2 separate regions of the Homo sapiens genome follow, and region 2 is linked to region 1. Evidence: chromatin contacts called from ENCODE POLR2A ChIA-PET data. All regions are on one chromosome and are shown on one strand. Each heading gives the region's core, a stretch centred on a gene start or an enhancer-like site at or near the end of the contact. The rest is flanking DNA. Distances are from core to core; before and after follow the strand shown. Region 1 holds the start of DPM1 (dolichyl-phosphate mannosyltransferase subunit 1, catalytic). Region 2 holds the start of LINC01273 (long intergenic non-protein coding RNA 1273).

Evidence for each region. ChIA-PET counts read pairs that join two places held with the same protein, here RNA polymerase II (POLR2A).
Region 2: POLR2A ChIA-PET joins it to region 1 with 12 read pairs in IMR-90. The contact joins the promoter of LINC01273 here to the promoter of DPM1 in region 1. POLR2A ChIA-PET finds 5 or more read pairs at or near these places in 3 of 52 experiments (IMR-90, MCF 10A and WTC11).

The regions. Positions count from the first base shown.
Region 1 is chr20:50,955,601-50,959,781 of GRCh38, forward strand. It overlaps DPM1 (dolichyl-phosphate mannosyltransferase subunit 1, catalytic), which reads right to left and starts at 2,932. Exons shown (of 9, transcript NM_003859.3): 1 at 2,763-2,932. The coding sequence starts at 2,923. It overlaps MOCS3 (molybdenum cofactor synthesis 3), which reads left to right and starts at 3,218. Exons shown (of 1, transcript NM_014484.5): 1 at 3,218-4,181. The coding sequence starts at 3,243. RefSeq lists enhancers at 2,689-3,178, 3,391-4,001.
Region 2 is chr20:50,170,225-50,174,265 of GRCh38, forward strand. LINC01273 (long intergenic non-protein coding RNA 1273) reads left to right here and starts at 2,346. Exons shown (of 3, transcript NR_109943.1): 1 at 2,346-2,564; 2 at 2,699-2,793. RefSeq lists an enhancer at 2,044-2,545.

The DNA of each region.
Region 1 (4,181 bases), core at 1,682-4,181:
TGCTCTGTTGCCAGGCTGGAATGCAGTGGCGCAGTCTCGGCTTACCTCTGCCTCCTGGCCTCAAGCAATTCTCCTGCCTCAGCCTCCGGAGTAGCTGGGACTACAGGCGCCCACCACCACGCCCGGCTAATTTTTTGTATTTTTAGTAGAGACGGGGTTTCACCGTGTTAGCCAGCCTGGTCTCAATCTCCTGACCTCGTGATCTGCCCGCCTCAGCCTCCCAAAATGCTGGGATTACAGGCATGAGCCTCCGTGCCCAGCCATATGAAATTTTATTACCTATTTGGAAATAATATTCTGAACCTTAATAGCAAATCTTAGTTACATAAAATATTTCAAAAGTACTTTACATGGTAACTCAAACCAAACTGAGTAACTCAGTGATTATTCTTGTTAATCTGATCCAAATAGAATAATCAAGTATAAATCTGATTTAATTTCATCTTTAAAAAAACCGATTTTAGAATGGTGACATTATCTTAAACCACAATTTCAAATAGTTGTGCCTATTACCTCACATTATCAAATTAAAAAAACAAAAGCAGAGTAGCATTACAAAAGATTCCACTGTGCTTCAGAATTAACATCTGTTACTTCCCATTAATCTCAGGTGGTAGTTTCTAGTCTAAAAACAAACCAACACAATACTTGGTGGATAAATAATACCTACGACATAACATTCCGTTTTCTCTTGGTCCTGCTTTAAGAAACAAATACAAGAGGCTGGGCGCGGTGGCTCACACCTGTAATCCCAGCACTTTGGGAGGCCGAGGCAGGCGGATCACGAGGTCAGGATATCGAGACCATCCTGGCTAACACAGTGAAACCCCGTCTCTACTAAAAAGAACCCGGGAGGCGGGGCCTGCAGTGAGCCAAGATGGCGCCACCGCACTCCAGCCTGGGCAACAGAGCAAGACTCCGTCTCCAAAAGAAAAAAAAAAAAAAGAAAAAGAAAAAAGAAACAAATACAAGAAAATCAACCAGAAAACATATTCCACTGTTAAAGGCTTTAACAAGTCAGCCCCAGCAAACTTTGAAGACAAGAAAGCAAACCCCTGTGTTATCTATTCTCCAAGAGTAGAACAATGACTTTGGCTTCCCACTGTGCCTTAAATCTGGGCACTGGTGCCTTTACATGCCAAAATATGTAAGGTGATTTTAATAGACGTGCTGAAAGAGAAATTCCATAAACAAAATGGGGTCGTTAAAAGCAAATTACTGTCCCCTACCACTTCAAAGCAGCTACACCACCTGAGGGTGAGGCAGCTCAAAGGTACCAAGCTGGGCTGACTTCAAGTAATTTGATTGCATCTGAAAAGTTTTGTTTCCTTTATCAAACTTCATTTTGATCTTAAAAGATTGATTCACAAACCATTAAAAGGAAACATAAATTGTACTACATAAAAAAATTAAAACAGCAAAAAAAAAAATTGCAAAATTAGAATACAAGCCCTGAACGAGATCGGTTGTATGATAGTTACTTTCTTTAATTTAGAGCTTATAGAAATCAAAATTAAAAGATTAAACAGGAAAAATAAAAATTTTAAAACTCTGAGGGGCAAGGCATATGAAGGCAGTTATTCAAGGAAATACAATCAAAACAGCAATGGTTTTCACAAATGAGTACTTCCAACAATGTTAAGTCTAATGCTCAGGCGGGCTGGTTGATAGGGAAACAGGCACTCTGAAGAATGGAGAGTCCAAACTTGTACAACCTTTTTTTTCTTTAGAGCAATTTGGCAGTAACTGTCCATTTTAAGCACATTTCTGTCGACCCAGCAATCCTACCTCGAAGAATTTATCCCTAGTACACAAGTAAAAGTATGAACGCGTCTGCTGCCAACACTGATGCAATAAAGGAGCACCGCTATGTGTCAAGCACTTTTCTAAATTTAGCTGGAAAATATGGTGTGAACAAAGTCCTTGTTCTCATCGACAAAGCAAAAGCCAAAAAACAGAAACAACCAAAAGGCGCTGGAAATAATCCAGTTCATTGCCATGACCTGATTAAATAAATAACACAGCCATATGGAATGTTACCTAACTTCCAAAGTAATTTGCTATGTTTGTACATGTTAATATGAGAAAAAGTCTTCAAAGATTTCACAGCATGATCCCATTTGTGCAATCGTAAAACAAGTTACTTCGTACTGACTCCAGGATTTTTTGCAGTTTTTAAAAACACTGCATTAACACTTCCAAATTCGAACTCCACCCACCCCCCATCCCGGTTCTAACAATCACACCAAACATCCACCAGTGATCAGCGAAGATGCTCTTCTGCTTTCTCCTTTCCAGAAAGGTTATCGTGCCCAGCAATAGCTCCCTAACCCACACACACCAAACCTCATGCTTATGTAAGCACTCGGCACCGGAGCGGAGAGTGAGAGCTCTCGCTTGGACTCCCGGCTCTTGCCGCAGATCCTGACCGCCTAGAGGGAGGAGTGGGATCACGCTTTCAGCCTCGCTTCCAAGTAAAAGAGTGGCCAACCTTTCTACGGAAAGGCGGGGGACGGGAGTACTACATAATAAAGATAAATGAGAGTCTCACAAAACCCAAGGGCAGGAATGAGAACCCAGGACACGAAGAAAACCCAACAAGCATCCGCCTCTGCTTCCCTCGCAGGGTGGCCCTCTCCCCGGGCCTTCCTGTGTGAGGCAAAGAAGGCTGGACAGGGCCGCTTCGCGCAGCCAGCTGCCGACACCCGGGCCGGGGAAGCCAGCTCATCTCATTCTTCGGGGAGGGAGACCTGGTGCGCTACCTCTCGGAGAAGCTTTTCACCAGCAGCCACACGATGAGCGGCAGGTTCTCGCGCTCGTTGTAGGTAGGTAAAAGCACCGAATATTTGTTCTGTCGTGGACTGCGCACTTCCAGCTCCCGCCGAGACCTGCGAGGACTACGACTGACTTCCAAGGAGGCCATGGCGGAACTGAGCCAGATGCCGGAAGCGGAATTACGTAATGTGGCGCGGAAAAGGACGGGTCGGACCGTACCAAATTCGGAAGCGGGGGATGACCTGTGTGATTGATCGCTAGTTCTTCTAGGGCCATTGCGTGGTTCAATTAGAAATATTCTGGATTTATACATCTTTGAAGTTTAATCTGAAGGTTTCTTCAGGAAGTAAATATCTATTCATCACCTTTTCCCAAGCTCCATAAAGTTTTTTAGTTTATCCCAGTCGCTAGGAGACAGAAGACGGAAGCGGAAATGCCTTTCACGACAACTTCCGGAAGAGGTCGCCATGGCTTCCCGGGAGGAGGTACTCGCCTTACAAGCTGAAGTTGCCCAACGTGAGGAGGAATTGAATTCGCTGAAGCAGAAGCTGGCGTCGGCTCTTTTGGCTGAGCAGGAACCGCAGCCAGAACGGCTGGTTCCGGTGTCGCCGCTGCCGCCGAAGGCCGCTCTGTCCCGAGATGAGATTCTGCGCTATAGCCGGCAGCTAGTGCTGCCCGAGCTGGGCGTGCACGGACAGCTGCGCCTGGGGACCGCGTGCGTGCTAATCGTGGGCTGCGGTGGGCTCGGCTGTCCACTAGCGCAGTACTTGGCAGCGGCCGGCGTGGGCCGCCTTGGCCTTGTGGACTATGACGTGGTAGAGATGAGCAACCTGGCCCGCCAAGTGCTGCATGGCGAGGCACTGGCTGGCCAGGCCAAGGCCTTTTCGGCCGCCGCCTCGCTGCGCCGCCTCAATTCGGCAGTGGAATGCGTGCCGTACACTCAGGCCCTTACGCCAGCCACTGCCCTAGACCTGGTCCGCCGATATGATGTGGTGGCTGACTGCTCGGACAACGTGCCCACTCGCTACCTGGTTAATGACGCATGTGTGCTGGCGGGTCGGCCCCTCGTGTCTGCCAGTGCCTTGCGCTTCGAGGGCCAAATCACAGTCTACCATTATGACGGTGGCCCTTGCTATCGCTGCATATTCCCCCAACCACCCCCAGCGGAGACAGTGACCAACTGCGCGGACGGCGGGGTGCTCGGTGTCGTTACCGGGGTCCTGGGCTGCCTGCAGGCCTTGGAAGTGCTGAAAATCGCTGCGGGTCTGGGCCCCTCTTACAGTGGCAGCTTGTTGCTCTTTGATGCCCTGAGAGGGCATTTCCGCTCTATTCGGCTGCGGAGCCGCAGGCTCGACTGTGCAGCTTGCGGGGAACGGCCCACTGTGACTGATCTGCTGGACTATGAA
Region 2 (4,041 bases), core at 1,096-3,595, 790 kb before region 1:
CATCTAGGTGCCAGGGATACAGCAGGGGATGAGGCCTGGGTCCTGCCCTCCTGGAGCTTACAGTCTAGTGCAGAGAACACAACAAACCAATAAGCATGCATGTGATATAATCTCAGGTATTATTTTTATTTATTTATTTATTTTTGAGACAGAGTCTCAGTTTGTCACCCAGGTTGGAGTGCACTGGTGCCATCTCAGTCACTGCAGCCTCCACCTCCTGGGTTCCAGTGATTCTCATGCCTTGGCCTGCCAAGTAGCTGGGACTACAGGTACACACCACCATGTCGGCTAACTTTTGTATTTTAGTAGTCGGCTAATTTTTGTATTTTAGTAGAGATGGGGTTTTTCCATGTCGCCCAGGCTAGTCTCGAACTCCTGGCCTCAAGTAATTTACCCACCTCGGCCTCCCAGTGGCGGGATTACAGGCGTGAACCACCGTATCCAGCCTAATTTCAGGTATTTATGACACTACAAACGAAAATAAAGCAGGAGGCGTGCTGGTGTGGGTGGAGGCATTGTTACAAGTGGGGTGTGTGAGGAGGGCATCTCTGAGGAGGCTTGAGCAGAGCCAGAGGAGCCGTGTCGTGTGTGTGTATGGAATGCATGAGAAATGCTAGTGGAAGAGCCTCACACATAGGAAAGGGCCAATAAATGGTGGGTCATCATCTTATTACACACAGCAGAGGGAACGAAAGGAAGAGGGATTGGAATCCGTTTCCCAGGGTCTGCGGCAGTCACAGAGAGTGACAGAAGATTCCCTGGGCTGGCAGGTGGAGCAGCAGCCCTGCTCATGGTGTGGGGGGTGGGGAGCCCTGGACCTGAGGAGACCCAGCTCTGGGTGGCCTTGGGTGAGCCACTCTCTGGGCCTCAGTTTCCTCATTTGGAAAACAGGGCCGATAATGCCCACCTTGTGAAACTGGGGGGTGTCACAGGCTGAATGATGACCTCCTCCAAATAATTATGTTGAGATTCTAACCCCCAGTACCTCAGAATGTTACTGTATTTGGAAATAAGGCCTTTAAAGGGGTAATTAAGTGGCCAGGCACAGCGGCTCACGCCTGTAATCCCAGCACTTTGGGAGGTGGAGGTGGGCAGATTACTTGAGGTCAGGAATTCGAGACCAGCCTGGCCAACATGGTGAAACCCTATCTCTAGGAAAAATACAAAAATTAGCTGGGCATGGTGGTGAACATCTGTAATCCTAGCTACCCGGCAGGCTGAGGCAGGAGAATTGCTGGAAGCCGGGAGGCGGGAGTTGCAGTGAGCCGAGATCCCGCCACTGCACTCCAGCCTGGGTCACAGAGTGAAGCTCCCTCTTGAAAAAAAAAAAAAGGTAATTAAGTAAAAATGAGGTCATTAGGGTGGACCCTAATCCAATATAATCGTTGTCTTCATAGGAAGAGGAAATGTGGACACAGACACAAACAGAGGGAGGGCCATGTGAGCCCAGAGCAAGAAGGCGGCCATCTACAAGCCCCGGAGCGAGGCTGCGGGAGAAGCCAGCCCCGCTCACACCTTGACAACAATCTCTGTTGATTAAACCACACAGTCTGCAGTCCTCTATTACGGTGAGCCCTGCCAGCTGAGATGGGGTTGACGTGGGAATACAGCTGGGCACACAGGAGGCCCTCAGTGGAGGCTGGTTTCTTTGGCCCAGTGCCACATGGAGCCCGTCCACTGGCTGAGCTGGGGGCCTGATTGTGGCCACTCAACGTCTCTGTAAAGCTCAGGGTCTGCCTTGAGATCCTGCACTTACCACGGAGTGGCCCTGCCTTGGGGACCCATCTCACCTCACTTCTGCCCTCCTTTCTGGTTCATGACTCAGCCATCCACTAACCTCCCGTGGTAGCACTGTGGCCACTCTGTAAACGACAGCACCACTGGTGTCTCATTGGGGGCCAGTCTGGAAGAGGGAGACCACCCTAGGCATTTCAGACAGAAGGGATGGAATACAGGCATTGCTTACACAGAGGACGGACGAGCCGAGATGCAGAAAGGCCAGGTGAAGCATTGGCCACAGCTGGAGGCGCTCCACCCTAGGCCAGCGGGACAGAAGGAAGCTGGGTCCGAGAAGCCAGGGCTTGGAGCCACAGTGGGGGCTGCCTGGTAGGAGTTGACCAGGGAGGGAGGGTCTGTCGGGCGGGGGCGGGGGCTCTTTGCCTTCCGATCCAAGCTCCGCCCTCTGCAGCTCTGCTCTGTGTATCCCAGAGCTGACCCTGCGGCGCCTTTCCCAGGCTCGCGTCCGGTGAGTTCCTATTGGCCAACGGGAGGCCCCGGTCGGGGAGCGCCCCGGGACAGGCCCCTGTGCCTCCCGCTTTGCGGAGTGACGCAGGCCCTGGGCTACAGCAACCTTACCAGCCCCTCCAGCTTAGAGGTGGCAGTGGCTCTCTGCGGCTGCGATTTCTTTCTCGGAGCGTCCTCCCCATCCCGTTCGGCCTCTGCCTCCACCGTCGTCTCTGTAACCCGTTCCCTGTGGGAGAGTCTCTGTTGCGGTGTTCAGGGGTTTCGGTTTTCTGGCTGAACAGTGATTAACGCGAGGGAAGGCGCTGACGGCAAGGTGGCAGGTGACCAGCCCAGCAGGCCGCCCAGCCCTTCCCTTCCTACAGACAGAAGCACTGAGGCCTGCAGAGGGGACAGGCAGGTGGGCGTGGGGGATCGGGGGCAGCCCTGGAGTCAGACAGGCCTTGTTTTGTCCCAGGAAGAACATTCCAACACAGACCACAACACCTATGGACCTGGAAAACATTGTGCTCAGTGAAAGAAGCCAGACACAGAAGGACAATGTTGTATGAGGTACCTGGGATGGGCAGATTCTGAGAGATGGAAAATAGAATAGAGATTACCTGGAGAGAGGGGGGAATTGTTGAATGAGGACAGAGTTTGTGTTGGGGATGATGGAAAAGTTTTGGATACAGAGAGTTATGACGAGTATACAGCATTGTGAATTTTTTTTCTTTTCTTTGTTTTTTGTGACAAGGTCTTATTCTGTTGCCCAGGCTGGACTGCAGTGGTGCAATCCTAGCTCACTGCAGCTTCGACCTCCCGTGCTCAAGTGATTTTCCCACCTCAGCCTCCCGAGTAGCTGGGACTACAGGTGCGTGCCACCACGCCTGGCTGATTTTTCTTGTATTTTTTTGTAGAGATGGGGGTATCGCTATGTTGCCCAGGCTGGTCTTGAACACTTGGGCTCAAGTAATTCTCCCGCCTTGGCCTCCCAAAGTGCTGGGATTACAGGTGTGAGCCACTGTGCCTAGTGTGAATGCATTTAATGCCACTGAATTGTACACTTAATAATGGTGAAAAATATAAATATTCTGTTAAATATTTTACCACAATAAAAAAATGTGTGACAGTTGTCAGAATCAAAATGGTGTCACTAATGTTTTTTTTTTTTTTTTTTTTTTTTTTTTTGAGATGGAGTCTCGCTCTGTTGCCCAGGAGGGAGTGCAGTGGTGCGATCTCGGCTCACTGCAAGCTCCGCCTCCCAGCTTCACACCATTCTCCTGCCTCAGCCTCTTGGAGTAGCTGGGACTGCAGGCACCCGCCACCACGCCCAGCTAATTTTTTGCATTTTTAGTAGAGACGGGGTTTCATCGTGGTCTCGATCTCCTGACCTCGTAATCCGCCCTCCTCAGCCTCCCAAAGTGCTGGGATTACAAACGTGAGCCACCGCGCCTGGCCTGGTGTCACTAATGTTAAGAAAACCTTCACAAATAGAGGCAGACCATGAAGAGAGGGGTCTCATTCTTATATGCCTGATAAAGAAAGACTTTAAGAACTACAACCCTTGGCGGGGTGCAGTGGCTCATGTTTGTAATCCCAGCACTTTGGGAAGCTGAGGCAGGTGGAATACCTGGGGTCATGAGTTCGAGACCAGCCTGGCCAAAATGGTGTAACACTGTCTCTATTAAAAATACAAAAAAAATTAGCCAGGCGTGGTGGCAGGCGCCTGTAATCCCAGCTACTCAGGAGACTGAGTCAGGAGAATCGCTTGAACCTGGGAGGTGAAGGTTGCAGTGAGCAGAGATAGCACCACTGCAT